Regions from separate parts of the Homo sapiens genome. Here region 2 is linked to region 1. Evidence: chromatin loops called from intact Hi-C (ENCODE). Cell type or tissue: left ventricle myocardium inferior. All regions are shown on one strand.

What was found. Peaks named below come from ENCODE experiments on the same cell type or tissue, not always from the same donor. Only the 100,000 strongest peaks of a DNase experiment are listed, where the experiment ranks them.
Region 2: a loop joins it to region 1, with 4 times the contacts of the local background. A loop is called at or near these places in 57 of 110 quality-filtered maps.

The regions. Positions count from the first base shown.
Region 1 is chr5:151,820,919-151,828,918 of GRCh38, reverse strand. It overlaps GLRA1 (glycine receptor alpha 1), which reads left to right. Exons shown (of 9, transcript NM_000171.4): 9 at 5,956-6,406. The coding sequence ends at 6,246. Among named protein-coding and RNA genes, the nearest start is that of G3BP1, 53 kb to the right of the region's middle. RefSeq lists a silencer at 7,617-7,911 and an enhancer at 7,617-7,911. In left ventricle myocardium inferior, a CTCF peak has its summit at 3,373 (motif pointing left); a DNase peak (open chromatin) is centred at 3,328.
Region 2 is chr5:152,256,530-152,264,529 of GRCh38, reverse strand. All of the region lies in intron 1 of LINC01933 (long intergenic non-protein coding RNA 1933), which reads right to left. Among named protein-coding and RNA genes, the nearest start is that of NMUR2, 140 kb to the left of the region's middle. In left ventricle myocardium inferior, no CTCF peak of the experiment used is centred here; a DNase peak (open chromatin) is centred at 4,629.

The DNA of each region.
Region 1 (8,000 bases):
AGGCCTTTGGGTCACTGCCTAAGGAGGGACAGCTGTTAGTAAACAAAAGAGTTCTAAGCAGTATTGTCTTGTGTTATTTGTTTCAATGGTCCATCCTTCTCAATGTGCAAGGCAGGTTAGAAATAGGAATTAAAGACCTAGAGGTCTCAGCTTTCCCTCCCATAAATAATGCCCTAGGTGGGTCTATAGGCAGTCACTCTTCGAATCCTAACAGTAACACTACAGAAATTATCAAGTTATACCTAAAGGCGCAACTGATTAACTAAAAGCTGATGGGGTCAAGAAAATAACTAACTATAAACCTAAAAGATTGGGAGGTGTCCACTGGCTTTTTTCTGCAAGACTGCATTGTTTTAATAGGCTTGATTCCAGAAGACAATTGCACCACAAAAGGTGAGATCTTAACGTAGAATGCCCAGGTTCAGGCCTTTGCTTCCTGCCTCTAGGAAAGAGGCAACAAGCAAGATCTCTGCCAGAGTGGGTTCTCTCTCCATATGAGGGATTGAATAAAGGAATATTTGACAGGGCACCTCTGAGAAGTTACCAACCTCTGTTCACGAGGTTGTGCACTGACCAAAGAATGCCAATGGGGAGCATGCAGCCTGCTGGAGCAAACTGCTCCATACCGTGGGTCCATAACTAGTTCCCCAGAAGATCCAACCACCCTAGCTTTTTTCTTAGTTCTTCAAACATACACACAGGATTTTAAATATCTTGTTCTCTTTCCCTGTACTGCTCTTCCAGTGCACTGTGTGTCCTAGCAAATGCCACGTTCTACTTGAACTTAATTTCTAAACTTCTAAAAATGTATCCTGATTTAAAAGCATAAATTCAATGATGTGATTTTTTTAAAGCCGATCTCTTCCACCAAATCGCAAGCTCCATAAAGGCAGAGACCGTGTTTGGTTTTGCTCTGTGCTATATCCCTGGTGCCTAACACAATGCCTAACATATAGTGAGCATGCAATAAGTATTTGTTAAACAAATGAACAAAGGGATAAACAAAAGATTAGGTTGGTGCAAAAATAATTGCAGTTTTTGCCATTAAAAGCAATAAAGAAGAAGCCTTCAGACAGAGAGTCTGAAGTTTTTCCACTGACAGATTAGGGCAACCAGGGACCCACACATTATGACCTGTCATAGTGTTGCAGGTCACAGTACATACCTGCAATATGCCAGGTCCTACAAGCTTTAGACTGACCTATTTAAAATCGTTGTCTATTAATCAGTAAAGCTCAAAAATAAAATAAAACAAAACAAAATAGTTGTCTGCCCAGGCGCAATGTGCTGTGACAAAGGACCCTGCCTCTTTAGTTTTCTTTAGTATGAGACTTTGAGCTAGCCTACTTGGGCCCAGGTTCTTCATGTGCAAAATGCGTATAAAGGGAAATTCTGGTGAGAATTAAATCAGAGGATGCCAAAGTAGCTTTAAGTTTTGTTCCTGCCGCACAAGTGCCAAGGATTAAAATGATTACATATACACACATTTCCATCAGTATGTTTCTTAAACATCAGCAATCTGATTCAATTAACTTCTGGCAGTTTACCACAGGGAGGAGGCCGACGTTCCAATACAGAAGATGTCCATGGGAATTAAGATATCACCATCCTTCTAAACTACATTGAAGGAGGAAATTGTCTTGGGTTCAGCAAGCCAGATAGAACTTCTTAAATGACCCCTAGTTTTAGTTACTCTATATTGTCCATTTAATACCTAGCCTCTGATGCTTTAAAAAAAAAAAAAAAAGTCTATTTAAGCAACTGGCATGATGGCTTGTGCCTATAATCCCAACTACTAGGAAGACTGAGGTGAGAGGATTGCTTTAGCCCAGGAGTTCCAGACCAATGTGGGCAACATAGTGACTTTGTCTCAAAAAAAAAAAAAAAAACAGAAAGAAAGAAAGAAACTGACCAAACGTAAGTATCTCTAAGATTTTATTTTTCCATTTTCCCTATACACTAGCTGCTTTTTGTAATTTCATCTGCTAGAGACATTTGTTAAAAACACTGATTTGAAAAGATCATGTCCAAGATATTTTACTAGCACCAGCCCCTTTGATTGAGCACTGCACAGCTCCAGTAGATGCTGTTTGTATGGACTAAAATGGGAATGGAGCCTCCTGAAGATATGTAGTATGGTGGGCCTATGGTACTTTCAAAGGCTGCTTCTACGCTCCCTAAGTATCTACCAGTTTGACACACTAAAAGAAAACAAACACTATCTCTGGCCAGATAAAGTGTGAATAAGGCCACTAGCTAGATTTGATCAGATTCTCCTGCTCTGTTCCCTCCTTTGAAGATACCTCAGCAATCACCCTATCCACTCCTTCCATGCAACTGATGAGAGAGACCCACAATAGCAAGGCCAAGTCACCGGTATCATGAGGCACTGATGGCAAAGGCAGGAGAGGTGCTAAAAAACCCGAGGTTCTTCTCCAAACATTAACCATACCACCATGAGTTCTTATCTGTTCATCAGTGTGTCCATCCTGAAGCAGATAAAAATTGTCCTGCATTTATTAGATCTTAAATAAAAACTAAGCCTCATCCCATGGCGAAGGTCAAAAACTAGTAGCCGGAAGGCCAGATTTGGTGTGCAAATATCTGTACTTTGGCCTGGAGTGTTTTTAAAATCTGGACTTAAGGGGTCAGCATTTAAAAACCACACTTCTGGCTTCACTAGAAAAAAAATCACAGCATCCAGCCACACTGAATGTGCTTCCCATAAGGTATTGGTGCACTGGAACTGCCTTTAGGTAGGGAATGCATTTTCCAGTTAATACCATCCCTTCTAACCAGGGATATTTTTCAGCCCCAACTCACTTTACCACTCACATTTCTCCTGCCTGCCTCCTTCTATGCATTTGAATTAACGTAATCTCATTCATAAGGGCTCTTAAGTTGGCCCAAATGTCAGAAATTACAATGATGCAGAAGTGAGCTCACCATAAAGAATAGTTTCCTTAGAGTAAGCCGCTCTGGAAGTGATTTGTACCCTAGAGGTGTACAAGCTTCTTCTGCAGAAACTCTCTTTAACAGGAAGTTTGCAGAAGGGATTTTAAGTCCCAGATGGTGAGTGGAGAGGAACTAGCTACATGCCTGAATTTCTCAGAGCCTGTGATCTTGGACAGCTTTCCCAACTCCCACCATCTTCCCATGTTGCCTCATTTGTTGTGCACAAAGCATCTGGTTCTCGAATTCTCTGGCCAGCCTCCTTAGGCAAATTATCAGGAAACCATATCTGTGAGCACCAGACTCAGCAGGCATACTACTAGCAACTTCCCTGAGCTCCAGAGTACACTACCAGATTTCCCCTGCTCCAGCTCTAAGCAGCTCCAGATGCAGTTGGGCATGCATTTCCTGCCACCTGCTGGTTCCAATAAGAATAGCAAGCCTTTTACCAGTCATTCCTAGGGAATTTTTCTCCCAGACACAATATGAAATTGATAATCCTCTAGCTAGATGGGGCCTTCAATCCAAACCTCTACTCCTCCTACTCCCATGTTTAACAGATGAGAAAGGCAAAGAATAATTCACCCAAAGCAGCATAAAAAGTTAATTTGGTGCTTCCCCCTACGTAACTAGGTCCCAGTTTAAAATAAAAAATAAAAATAAAAATAGAACAACACCCCAGCTCCAGCAAGGGGAGATTTTCATTGAAATGCAATAGAGTCAGACTTAGACCCCCTTCTAAGTACTAGGTCCAGCAATTTGGCTGGCTCTCCCCAACTCCTCTCCTTGGCCCTGGCATTGAATCTTCTACTGTTGCCCTATTCATAGACAAGTACTTACTGAGCACCTGTTTGCCAGGCACTGTAGGTGGCACATCCTCTTCCTCCTCACTTTTGCAATGAAGATGTTGGACAAGATTCATTCATTTTCCAAGGATTTCTTCAGCATTTACCATATGTCTCAAACCCTTCTGGTGCTAAAAATACAACTCCATTTAAACAAACAACAACAACAAAAAAGGACACTAAAGCTGGTGAAGATATACAAGTAAACATTTGTTCAACAAACATATACCAAGTTTTGAGCTTATGAACCAGGGACTATGTTCATATGTTCAGTGTTGAGAGTGCAGTGAACATGACAGACTTTGCACGGAGCTTATAATCTAGTAAGAGACAGACGCTAATCAAGAAATTACCATACAATGTGATAAGAGCTTTAAAAAAAGACGGAGATATATACAGAGAGCTTATGGAGCACACAGCAGGAGCGGCTAGCCTATACTTGGGAGCTCAGAGAAGGCTTCTAAGGAAGAATTAGGTGAAAGAGGAGTTGGAGACAAGAGATGGGGTTCAGAGTGTGTTCTAGGCAGGGAGAACAACTTGCACAAAGGCCCAGAGTTCAAGAAAAGAACCATGACATTTTCAAATATAAGGAAATATTTCAGTGACTAAAGCATAGAACACCAGATAGAAATGGCACAAGATGAGACTGCAAAAGCAGGCAGGGTCCAGGTTCTAAGGCCTTGTTTATCATGTTCAGGATTTTAATTAACCTGAAGTCAGTGGCAGCCTATTAAAAGGTTCTAAGCAAAAGATGACCAAGATCTGTGTTATAACGACTCAGATGGGTTGGGTGGTGGGGGCAGATTGGAGGCTGTTGCAATGGTGGGCTGGACACAGTGGCTCACACCTGTAATCCCAGAACTTTGTGAAGCCGAGGCAGGAGGATCTCGAGGCCAGGAGTTCAAGACCAGACTGGGCAACATAGCGAGACCCCCATCTCTACAAACAAGATAAAACAAAACAAACAAATCAGAAGGTGGCCTACCCTACAGGAGAGATGGAGAGGCACCAGTGAATCCTATACTGAGTTTTTCTCTGTTGGCCCGGTCCTGCACAGGAACAAGCAGAAGACGGTGTTCTTTTCCTGAAAGCATTATCTAGTTGGGCAATGTGAGCTGATAAAACTTCCCAATGCCAACATTGAATCAACAGCTGAGACCAAAACATTAGACTCTCAATTCCTCCTCAGAGCTCACATGCAACGATAACAAAGCTGGACATGAGGAGAGCAGACAATAGTGCCTCCATGATTCAGACCAGGGCAAGACCACCATGACCTGGGAAAGAGATGAACTAGAAGGATCAGGGCAGCAGGCATTTTGGTAGTGAGCATAAGGAAGGGACGTGAGAAGGCACAAGAGAAAATGTACAAACCTGGAGGGCTGCAAAGTATCTGGTGGGGGAGAAGGAAAGCCTGGAAAGGTAAGTTGGAGCCAAATGATGAAGGGTCTTGAATGAAAACTTAGTAAAAATCCAGAGGTCTGTCTGAAGTTACAACTGCCAGGGATGTGGGAACGTAGAGGCAGGAAGAAGCTGTGGCTTCCCTGGCTTGTAGAACGGAAGTGAGGCCCAGAGCTCCTGCTCCATCCTGGCCCATAGCCATCCCCCTTACCACCCACTCCTGGGAGTTATTAACTGGGGAATGGGATGGGGAAGAGGGCAAGGAAGCAACAGAGGCAAAGCAGGGGATCTGTCCAAATTGTCCTCTGAATTTCTAACTAAAACCCAGTACAACCTTGAATATGTTCTCAATTATAACCTCTGATGGTCAAAAGAAACTTGTGGAGTAGTGGGGAGAATCTTATCCCCCAGGTAGAAGAAAAAATGAAATAAAAATCCCCGAGACTCACAGAAGGAAATTACTTGCCTATGGTCATACAACCAGCAATTGATAGAGCTGGGACTTGAACACAGGTCTCCAGACTCTAAACCACATTCCTATCCCCTGTTTTGCATCTGTTTCAGCAGGCAAGTGGCGCCCCTCTATAAGGCAGAACTCCCCAGCCAGCCAAAAAGCCTCCAGAAACCTAGAGTGATGCAGTCTGGAAAGCAGGGAGAACCAGATAGGCATGGCCTGGCCCCCAAGGGAGTGCCTTGCAGGGAGGGTGCCTAGCCCCTGTCTTATTTTAAGTAGAGCCCCATGTTGAATCTATTCCAGGAGGATGAAGCTGGAGAAGGCCGCTTTAACTTCTCTGCCTATGGGATGGGCCCAGCCTGTCTACAGGCCAAGGATGGCATCTCAGTCAAGGGCGCCAACAACAGTAACACCACCAACCCCCCTCCTGCACCATCTAAGTCCCCAGAGGAGATGCGAAAACTCTTCATCCAGAGGGCCAAGAAGATCGACAAAATATCCCGCATTGGCTTCCCCATGGCCTTCCTCATTTTCAACATGTTCTACTGGATCATCTACAAGATTGTCCGTAGAGAGGACGTCCACAACCAGTGAAGGGTCTGAAAGGTTGGGGGAGGCTGGGAGAGGGGAACGTGGGAATAGCACAGGAATCTGAGAGACTAAGGAAGAGAAGGGGAACGGAGGGAGGGGGCACACTTACACAACTCTCTCTGCAATATGTGCAATAGCAAAATGCAGTGATGCATGAATTTTACAATGTGGCACTATTTAACCTCAGATGGGCTGTGGGCGGGGGGTCAGGAGGGACTTTTCTAATACAGCAACTGAGGGCTGGGAGGAAAGGAGGGGGTAAGGGCAGGGGGTGGGGGATTGGGGAAATAATAGCTTTCAAAAATCTGTCCATGGGCTGTGCAGTTTTCCTGTTTGGAAGGAGAGCGCAGTCTGCCCCAGAGCAGAAAGAAAGTAATGTAATATATGATATATATTCATGCTTAATATTAATGCAAAACCCCAAAAACAAAAGATTTGTTTCTTAACCTATCAGCCTAGTAACTGCTTAAATTTTTAAAGTCACGGAAGTAACGGACAATTTTTCCCAGAGTGGAAACAGTCACAAATAAGCTTGCTCTGGTGTATGTCCCATATCATACCCCTCCAAACGCCATACCTGTCTTCAAACTGACCCAGGCGGACACATGCCAAAAAGCCATTTTGCCTCTGCTTCAAGAGGGCTGTGTGGTATGGGAATGGGTAGTGGAAATGGGGACAGGTAGAGAGACGAGAAGGGAGTGACTAAAGAGACGGACATTTCAGAGGCCAAGGATTGAGAATGTAGGTAACCCCAGCTCAACCCTCACATCTCAAGGCTGAGGACCACAATTGCCCCTCTCTGAGCCCTCTTGCTTCTGTGCTTCAACAACGCCCCACTCACCCTTCACCAGCACCCAGAAATGGCCAATGTGGTTTTCTCATTATATTGCCAATATGCAATCTTTTTTATGGTTAAAAAAAGTAATAATCTTGAAAGATAATATGCAGATAGACTGAGTGTAAACAGGTACTTTTTTCAAATGACTATTTTTTTGGAGAGTCTCTTTGGAACTGCAACTGAGTGCATGTTTGGGAAGGTGGGGTCAGTGGTGTGAAATATATTTATTATCTAGTGGTTCTACAGAGTAAAGTTTTAAGAGGTGAAAGGGCAGTGTTGAGTCTACTGCCGATTAGGTATAAATGGGTGGAGAGAGATGGTAATGTGGTAATGTTTAGAAAATGTTTGTTATATTTTGACATATCATATATCATAATGTGCAAAGTTTGGGGGGCTGACCCCGTTATATTTTTGTAAGTCTGTTTTTTTTCCTTTTAGGTGCTTTAACATTTAGGAAAGTTAGACAAGTATTTCTCTTTCCTTTTAATTCTGAAGTGCCAGAATTGTCCTGGGACAGGTAGGGCACTCCAGAAAAAAAGAAGGACCAGCAGACGAATTTAGTTTGGGGGTGGGGTGGGTGGGCATGGTCCTACTGACAGAAATGGATATCACAGATGGGAGGTCTGCAAGGTGGAGACAGCAGGCCTCTCTGTCCAATGTCAACAGCACTATGCCTGAAATAATGGCACCATTGTCTGAAGCATTTTCCCTGCTTTGGCCCATGGCCAGAGTACTGGGGTTCCATTTCTTTCTTTGCACTTTAGTGTCTGAGCTTTGGATCAAAGGTGTATGTAGAATGTTGAGATAGCTGACAATCAGTTTGTACTGAGGCCTGGGGTTTCACATGTGTCTTTTAAAAATCTCCAACTTAAGGCAGGATGGAGGAGGAGTGGTAAGCAGAGAAGAGACACTGGAAGCC
Region 2 (8,000 bases), 440 kb before region 1:
CATTGCTCTGGGCTTGGAGACTCTGTGTTCTGCTGAAATGAGGGGGAGAAGCCATTTTCTTTGACTCGGCCCAACACAAAGCTCATCATCCCTTACTTACACTTGTTTTGCTTTGGAATTTAGAGAATTGACAGAAGCCAAGCTGATTAGACACAGAACTTTGTACAGACAAAAACTAAAAAACAATTAAGTCTGACTTTCTCTAGTCTACCCACACATGTGTCTGTAAGAGTCAACAACAATCAAAGAAGGAAAGAAATTACTAAAGATGTACCACAGTGCCCCTTGGTATTTAAAATGCCATCTGAACAGATTGTTAATGGTTTTCAAAAGATGCCTTGGCACCTCCCCAGAAATACTGAATCATAATCACAAGGGGAAACAGAGGAGAAATGATCTATATTTTCAAACTAGCTGTCCAGATAATTCTGATGCAGGACTAGATTTAAGAATCTCTGCTTGGGACCATAATTCCTCACACAATCACACATAGGGAAAGCAATGATGCTATTCTGGGTTCATCTTACCCAATATTCAGGCTCTCAGTGCAGAACAAAGAGCCATGATCCAAGGAGCATAGCTGTTATCTTTCCTGACATTGACCTCAAACAACATTGAAACAATTAATAATCACCTAGCACCTAATATGTGCCAGGGACTTTTACATATATTATTTTGTTTCAGTCAAAGGTTAATGCCACTTAAATATTTAAAAATTCAATATATAGAGATATTACTCTTAGAATTGTTTAAGAACAACAACATTACAGGTAATTGGATCACACCATTTTGTTCACACTTCAACTTGGATGAGGATGTAAAATGAATTTATTTTTCCTGTAACTGAACTTTCATTTGTCTATAACCTTCATCTGACAGTTGGTAGAAAAATAAACTAAAGGACCAATCTAGTTTAAATCCAGTCTGTTCTTATTATCTGCATGGTCATTTTAGGCGATGTCAGTCTCGTTTGAATAAAAATGGCTTAATCTCTCATATAACCTCTCTCCGCTTCTCCATGAAGATAAATTCTGGGTACAAAGGTGATGAGAGGGATATATGGCTTACAAGCATTTGTGGTGGTATATAGGGTAGTGGGATGGCCTCCTGCCCACTCTGGTCCAGGGAGCACCTCCCTTGGCCACCTGGTTGCTGCTTGCCCCTCTGGCCTTCATGGTAAAATGGAAGCTGGCCTGACATACATTGTCATTTGTTCTCCTGCCTCAACTAGTATACAGAACTGGGGTTACCTGAGCTTCATCTTGCCTACTGCTAGCACCACAGACTTCTCTAAGGTTTGGCTGGAATTCCACTCACCCTACCTGGTGGGTCTGACCTGCAGTCTTTACTGCAGTGCCAGTTTGTCCCAGCCACTGAAACCCACTCTGGCAAGATCCCCAAGCACACTCTCAGGTTGCTTCCAAGTCCAGCCTCCACCACACTGGACTAGGAGTTTCATCCTGTGCCTTAGGCTGGGGAAGAAGCAATCAGCGTTGTCTCAATTTGTCTAATGAGCCTCCTGTGCCAAAGCCGAGATGAGAAAAATAGGACCATGTGTCTTTGTTCTGTTCTCCTGCTCTCTTCTCTTTTCTTCTGATTCCCACTATCTTTGAAGCCGGAAAAGGATAGGCTCTTCCACTTGGCCTTCCTGTGGAGACCTCTGGCTCAGATAAAGCATGCCGTTGATATGCTAAACAGGCAGCTAAAAGAATTGAGGCAACCCTCTCTCCAGACTACAGCCTGGTTATTTGTGGATGTTCCCTTTGGTCTGTATCCATTCTCTGGCATTCCTAATCTCCCTCTTCCTTCCTTTAAGCAATAGACTCCTCTAATCATCTAGGGCAAAGCCCAGGTAATTAGGAAGACAAAAGATAAAAATATAAATGATTTTTTAAAACTGTTATCCCATTAAATATGTGTGGGTGACCTTTATTATTTTCAAAAGCAGTTTTACTTTGTCAGGAAGGCAAAATGGATCTTCTTATCTGCATTTTACAGAAGACACTGAGGCACAAATTGTCATACGATTAGTAAATGGTCTATAATATTGCCCCTTTGTTTATCCCTTGAGCCATCTTCTTTTTATGATACATATTTCTTTTCTAGATTTAGTGATTTGTTTAGCCAATGCTGCTTCCTCAAGTAATGAGTCCCTTTAGATAGGACCAAGTACTACATGGATAGTCCCATTATTTTTCCTACTGACTCACACCCTACTGCCATAAAAGGCCCAAGTCAGACATCACTTCTCCCACATCACTCTCATTACCTTGCTGTACTTCGAGATTATTTTTAACCCGTCGTTCAAACAGCATCATTTGACCCACGATCCAATGTAGCAATGTCTTGTGTTCCTTTCTTGCTTATCTATCGTCTGTGCGTATCTGCTCTCGACTGGTCTGTCAGCTGTTCTGCAAGCTCTTTGAAGGCAGGGACTGTGCTTTATAAAGTCCACTCCAGCGGTTAAGACAAGAGAGATTCTGAGGCTAGACTGCAGATTCAAATCTCGTTCCTGTGCATGTTACTTAACATCTCTGAGCCCTTATCCCCCTACCTCCCATCTATAAAATAGACATAATAAAATGCCTGCTCACAGGGTTTTATTGTGAGGATTAAATAAATATACTTACAGCATTTAGAACAGTATAGGCACATAAGTGCTATATGCCTGTTAGATATTTTTATTCTATTCTCCTTAGCACATAAGACTTAGTTCAAAGCTGATACTTGTTAGTGCTCCTAAGTTGAACCATTTTCTAATAAGATTATTTTTTAGTATTTTTTTAAATAAAATTGCTGAGATACAAACCTAAATTTGTCACCAATAAAATCCTTCAGCTAAATGAGTTTATGAGAGTCTAAGAAATAATTTTGTCACAAAAATAGATACTGCCCCAAGTGCCACATCTCACACACACAAAAAGACAATGATAAGGATGACAATTTTCATCATATTCTGACATCTCTAGATTACACAAAGAAAGTGTTTTCTTGACTTTATCCCCTTTAAGCATCACCATACCTCTGAGAGGTTAGTAAATCAAGGACTAGGGCTTTCATTATACAGGTGGCGAAACTGAGGTATAGGAAGTCAAGTGGTTGAACCACATCACTGAGAAAGTTATCAAGAGAGGCGCGGCGGAACTCAGAACTCTCCTACCCCTAGATGCACATCAGTGCCCCGGGCCAGCCAGTAACAAAACACTTTAATGACCATCGGCTCACCTGATCCTCATAGAAACTCCCTGAGCTTCTCAAGAAAGGCATTATCATCCCTATTTTGCAGGCAAGGGCACTGTAGTTGTGGAGGCTAAAAAATGGCAGAGCCTGGGCTATAGCCCAAGCCTTCTGATCCAGAACGTCATGTTCCTTTATCTCCTCATAGCACCCAGCAACGCTGTGCAGTAAGGCAGGGGAGGCTCTGCAGCCTGTTGCTTCCAAGATCTGTTGTGGCCTCGGACCGACTTTGGTCTGGATCCCATCTTGACGCGTACTAGCTGTGTCACCTTAGTAAAGTTGTGGGTCTTTCTGGGCCTCTGTTTCCTTATCAGTAAGATGAAGATAATACTAGCACTTTCCTTATGAGGTGGAAAAGAGAATTAAACTGGATAGTCTACATGGATGCTGTCTGCACAGTATCTGGCAACTAGTAAGAACTCAGTCAATAAGACTGTGGAAAATACCTACTCCTCACTCATCCCATTTTGACGTGCAGGAACTTCAGCTACACCAACATTCCTGGCTTCTCTTCCCATTCTCACTCACATTCCCCATGGGAGAGGAGAGATTTATCAGAGTGACCGAGATCTGCTCTCGGTCATGCATTAGGTGCAACAAAGAAGGGCTGAAAACCTCTTAGGCACAGTATTAACATATGCCTTGTTGCCTCATCCCTAAGCCAAATCCTCCAACCTCATATTCATCAATAATGGACCTGATATTTTGATATCGATTGTTCTGATTCTTATATCTGTCTCTTCATTGGCTTTGGACTTAGAGAAAGATGTAGGTACCATCTACTGATTCCCTAAAAGCCAAACTAATATTAGCTGCTGCTATGATCATTAATATATAAAAATTGTTTCCAAGCAGAATTGTCAAAGGTCTCCAGCTTTTTGCTTTACATCAGATGGCTAGCGTGGCTCTAAAAGGTTTGGCTGCTACATTTCAGCAGCAATCAATGGTCTGCAGCACCGGAAGTCAGATACGAACCAAACCTTCGTCTCTAACACATCCCAATCTTAAACCTTAGGAATGTGTTGAAGACAAAGCTGACTAGAGACATTGTCTTAGGGCCTTTTTCTGTGAATGAGCCACTGTGGTTAGGAACCAAAGTCCAGCTAAATCTCGGTCATGTTCTCAATGTTCTGCTGGGTGGGTTTCACCTTGGGTGTCCCCAGAACTTTGTCAGAGCAGATGGGGAATTCTAGGAGGGTGACTAGACGTTCAGTCTATTTTGGTTCTCCAATTCTCCAGCAGCCTGGTGTCTGAGCTGAGAGAAATGGGTTGTTTCAGAGTACAAGAGAGTGCCAGTGGCAAGGGCTTCCACATGTCTATTTCTGGCTGTCCCCTGATGCTGTGTCATTGGAGGAGCTGTGACATCACAGCCTCTGCCTTTTTCCAAGGCCTGACACTATAGGTGACTCACAAAAAATGTCTGCTGTGGATGCCAGCCTGGCTCAATACACACAGCCAGAGAGAGTCACACAGAGTGACTTGTGCTGGGGTTGGGTAGGGGCAGGAAGGTAATCATAATATCAGGACTAGCAGTGACCTTAATTGCCCTCTAGTAAAAACTTCAAAAAAAGCCTGAGCCCTTGGCCACAACATTCCTATAAGTGGACCTCTATGCTCTGTTTGTACATCTCCAAGGATGTTGAACTCATTACCTCCCAAGCTACTTGTAACAGGATGATTTAAGCCCCAAGTAACAGTATATTTAGGCAAACTTTTCAAACTTCTCAGTTAACAACAAGCCTACAGGGAAGTGACACCTGAGTTGGTTAGGGGCTCAAAAGAGTCACCAAGGACCAAGGTCCTTTCTACCTTGTTGGAAATCGGTGATGGTTTTCCTCATTGGATCAAGTATCTTTGTCCCATATATACTATCAAAAGCAAGATGAAAATTGATGCACACAGGGGGCTTTTCCTCATATCTTCCCCTTTTAGTAAAAGTAGAAAACCATCCCCAAACTCCAGGAAACTTCCCCCAGTACCTCACTGGTCAGAACAAGATTGTATGCTCATCCCTCCACCAATCATTCACAGACGAGCAGAGGATTGCTGCAAGTCGCCTTGGCCAATTGAAAATCATGCCTTGGAGACGGATCCACTGCTCTCTGAACAAAGAATAGTTTTATAAGCAAAGAGGAATGGAAAACAGCTATTTTATATATAGGCGACCAACCATGCTTGCACAGTAGCTCAATTCCCTGCTGAACTATTTTAAAATTCTTTATAATACTGAGCTGAAAACTGCTTATTAATGATATATCTCCCTAGCCATTGATTCTAGATCTACTCTGATGGCTCACACAAAATAAACACAATATGTTTCCATATGGTAACTTAAAACATATCTGAAAACTGACCATTCTATCAACATGTCCAGTTTTTTCAATCCTTCAGCATAGTACAGAACTCTAGAGGCAGACTGGCTGGGTTCAACTCCCAGTTCTGCTAGGTGGCCCTGGGAAAGTTACTTTAATCTCTTTGTACCAGATTCCTCATCTGGTACAAAGGACCAGCTAGACGGTCCTGGGAAAGTTACTTTAACCTCTTTGTACCAGATTCCTCACCTGAACAATAAATACAATAGCAGTGCTTACCTCATAGAGCAGTTATAAGGATTAAATAAGTTAATATATATGAAACACTTAGAACAGTACCTGGCACAAAGTTGGTACATTTAAGTGCCCACTATTACATAATAATTCAACATTTTTGGTTGCTTTCTGCTTTCTTCTGTCAGCATTCCATTTATCTGCATCTCTGTCAAGAAGTTGAAGCAGGGCTTTAAATCTAGATTTCTCCATACCCTATATTTTATTCTCAGTAATTCAATATGCCTTCATATTTTCAACCTGCATTTGTGCAGTTGATTTTTTTGAACTTCAATGAGAGCCTTACATTTAACTCTATTTCATTTCATTGAAACACAACAGAGCTGAAATATGCCTATCACTCCAGGAAGGAGAGGTAGAGTGTCAAAACCTTAAATTCACCAGGCTAGACTGTTTTCCTCTCTAATGTTGCTTTCCTCATCCTCTCCACTTCTACCACATGGATTTCTCCCATTACTAAGCCTGGTCTAAGAGCCTCATATCAACTCTGTGAGCTTAGGACAGGGCTATGGGATGAATTCTGTTCCCCTGGCTCCCTATCCCTGCCAAATTCATATGTTGAAGTTCTAAACCCAGTATCCCAGAATGTAACTATATTTGGAGATAAGTTTTTTAAAGGGGTGATTAAATTAAAATGAGGTCATTAGTGAGGACCCTAATCCAATCTGACTGGTGTCCTTATAAGAGGGGGAAGTTTGAACACGCAAAGACACACCGGGGCACACACTGCACAGAGGAAAGATCAGGTGAGGACACAGCAAGGAGGCAGCCACCTCTGCAAGCCAAGGAACACTGCTGCAGAATGAAATCAATTCTGCCAACACCTTGATCTTGCACTTCCAGCCTCCAGAACTATGAAAATAAGCTTCTGTTGTATAGGCCACCCCAGTCTATGGTTTTTTACCCCTAGGAAACTAATACAGGCAGCCTGAGCTGGTTTCTTTTGCTTGCAATTAAGAACACTGCTTAAAATGTACCACTCATTCATCCTTTTCCACCTCCACCACCACTATGATCACCTTCTTCACTCTCCCTGTGTCTACCTCTTCTTTAATTATCCAGAGCAATCTTAATAGTCATTTATCTGCCTGGCCATACTTGCTTTACCAATCAGGGTGCCCTCATGGTCCATACTAATGCAAGTGTGGCTCTCAGAAAATCTACAATAGAGTCATTAGGAGGAAGGATTTAAAGTACACAGTCCTGGGCCCTATCAGGCCAATGGAAAGGCACTAGATTAGAAAGCTTCCCAGGGATTTTGTATCCACCTTTTGAAATACCTTTCTGTTACTAACAATTTGTTACTTTCATGGCTGGCTTCAAAAATCACTAATTGAAATAATGAGAGAAAAACTTGCCATGAGGACTTGAAAAAGTCATTTTTTCTTTCTGGACCTCAGTGTTACCTTTAGTATAATGAGGGAGGTAAAGCCTAAGATCCCTTAGGTTTAGCACATTTAGGTCAGAAATAGGCATCATAGCAGGTTGATACTGATGAATTTTCAAATCTCAAAACAAATTAAGATAGCACTCTTTCAGGTAAGGAGTAGTGCAGACAAATAGTCTAGAGAAATAAGAATCTAGACCAGACAGAGGAAAACATTGGCCAATGGTCAGGCAAGAGGGTGAAAAGACAAAGTGTGGTTGATGGTCAGGCAGTCCCTTATAGAGCGAGTAACACCTCTAAGGCCTGCTACTCCAGGAAGCCCACCTAGACTAAATAATGCAGCAGGGTGATCCTCCTGTTTCCGATGCGGTGACCTAGGAGTGACCAAACAGAAGAAGAGGACCACAAGGCTATGGGGCTGCCTTTGATCACAAACATCTGGGAATAAAGGCAGACGGAGGAGAGAGACTGTTTGTGCTAAAGAGGACTCAGCTGACCTGACCAGCTGGACAAACATTAGCTCTGATACCCAAGTGTCCCCCAGTGACTAAGAGTGCAGCCAAGCTCTGGAAATTAGTTCTTCCTTCCCTTTGCATGAAAAATTGGCCAAGGGTCTGTCTAATGGGGTGAGGGAGGAGTGGAATGGAGTGGACAGAAAGGGATGGAAGGGAGAAGATAGGATGGAGGTGGGGATGGGGAATTGAGAGGGAAAAAAACAGCCCTGGGAAAAATCACCCTCCCTAGGTCAGTCAGCTGTGCTATCAGAGGCT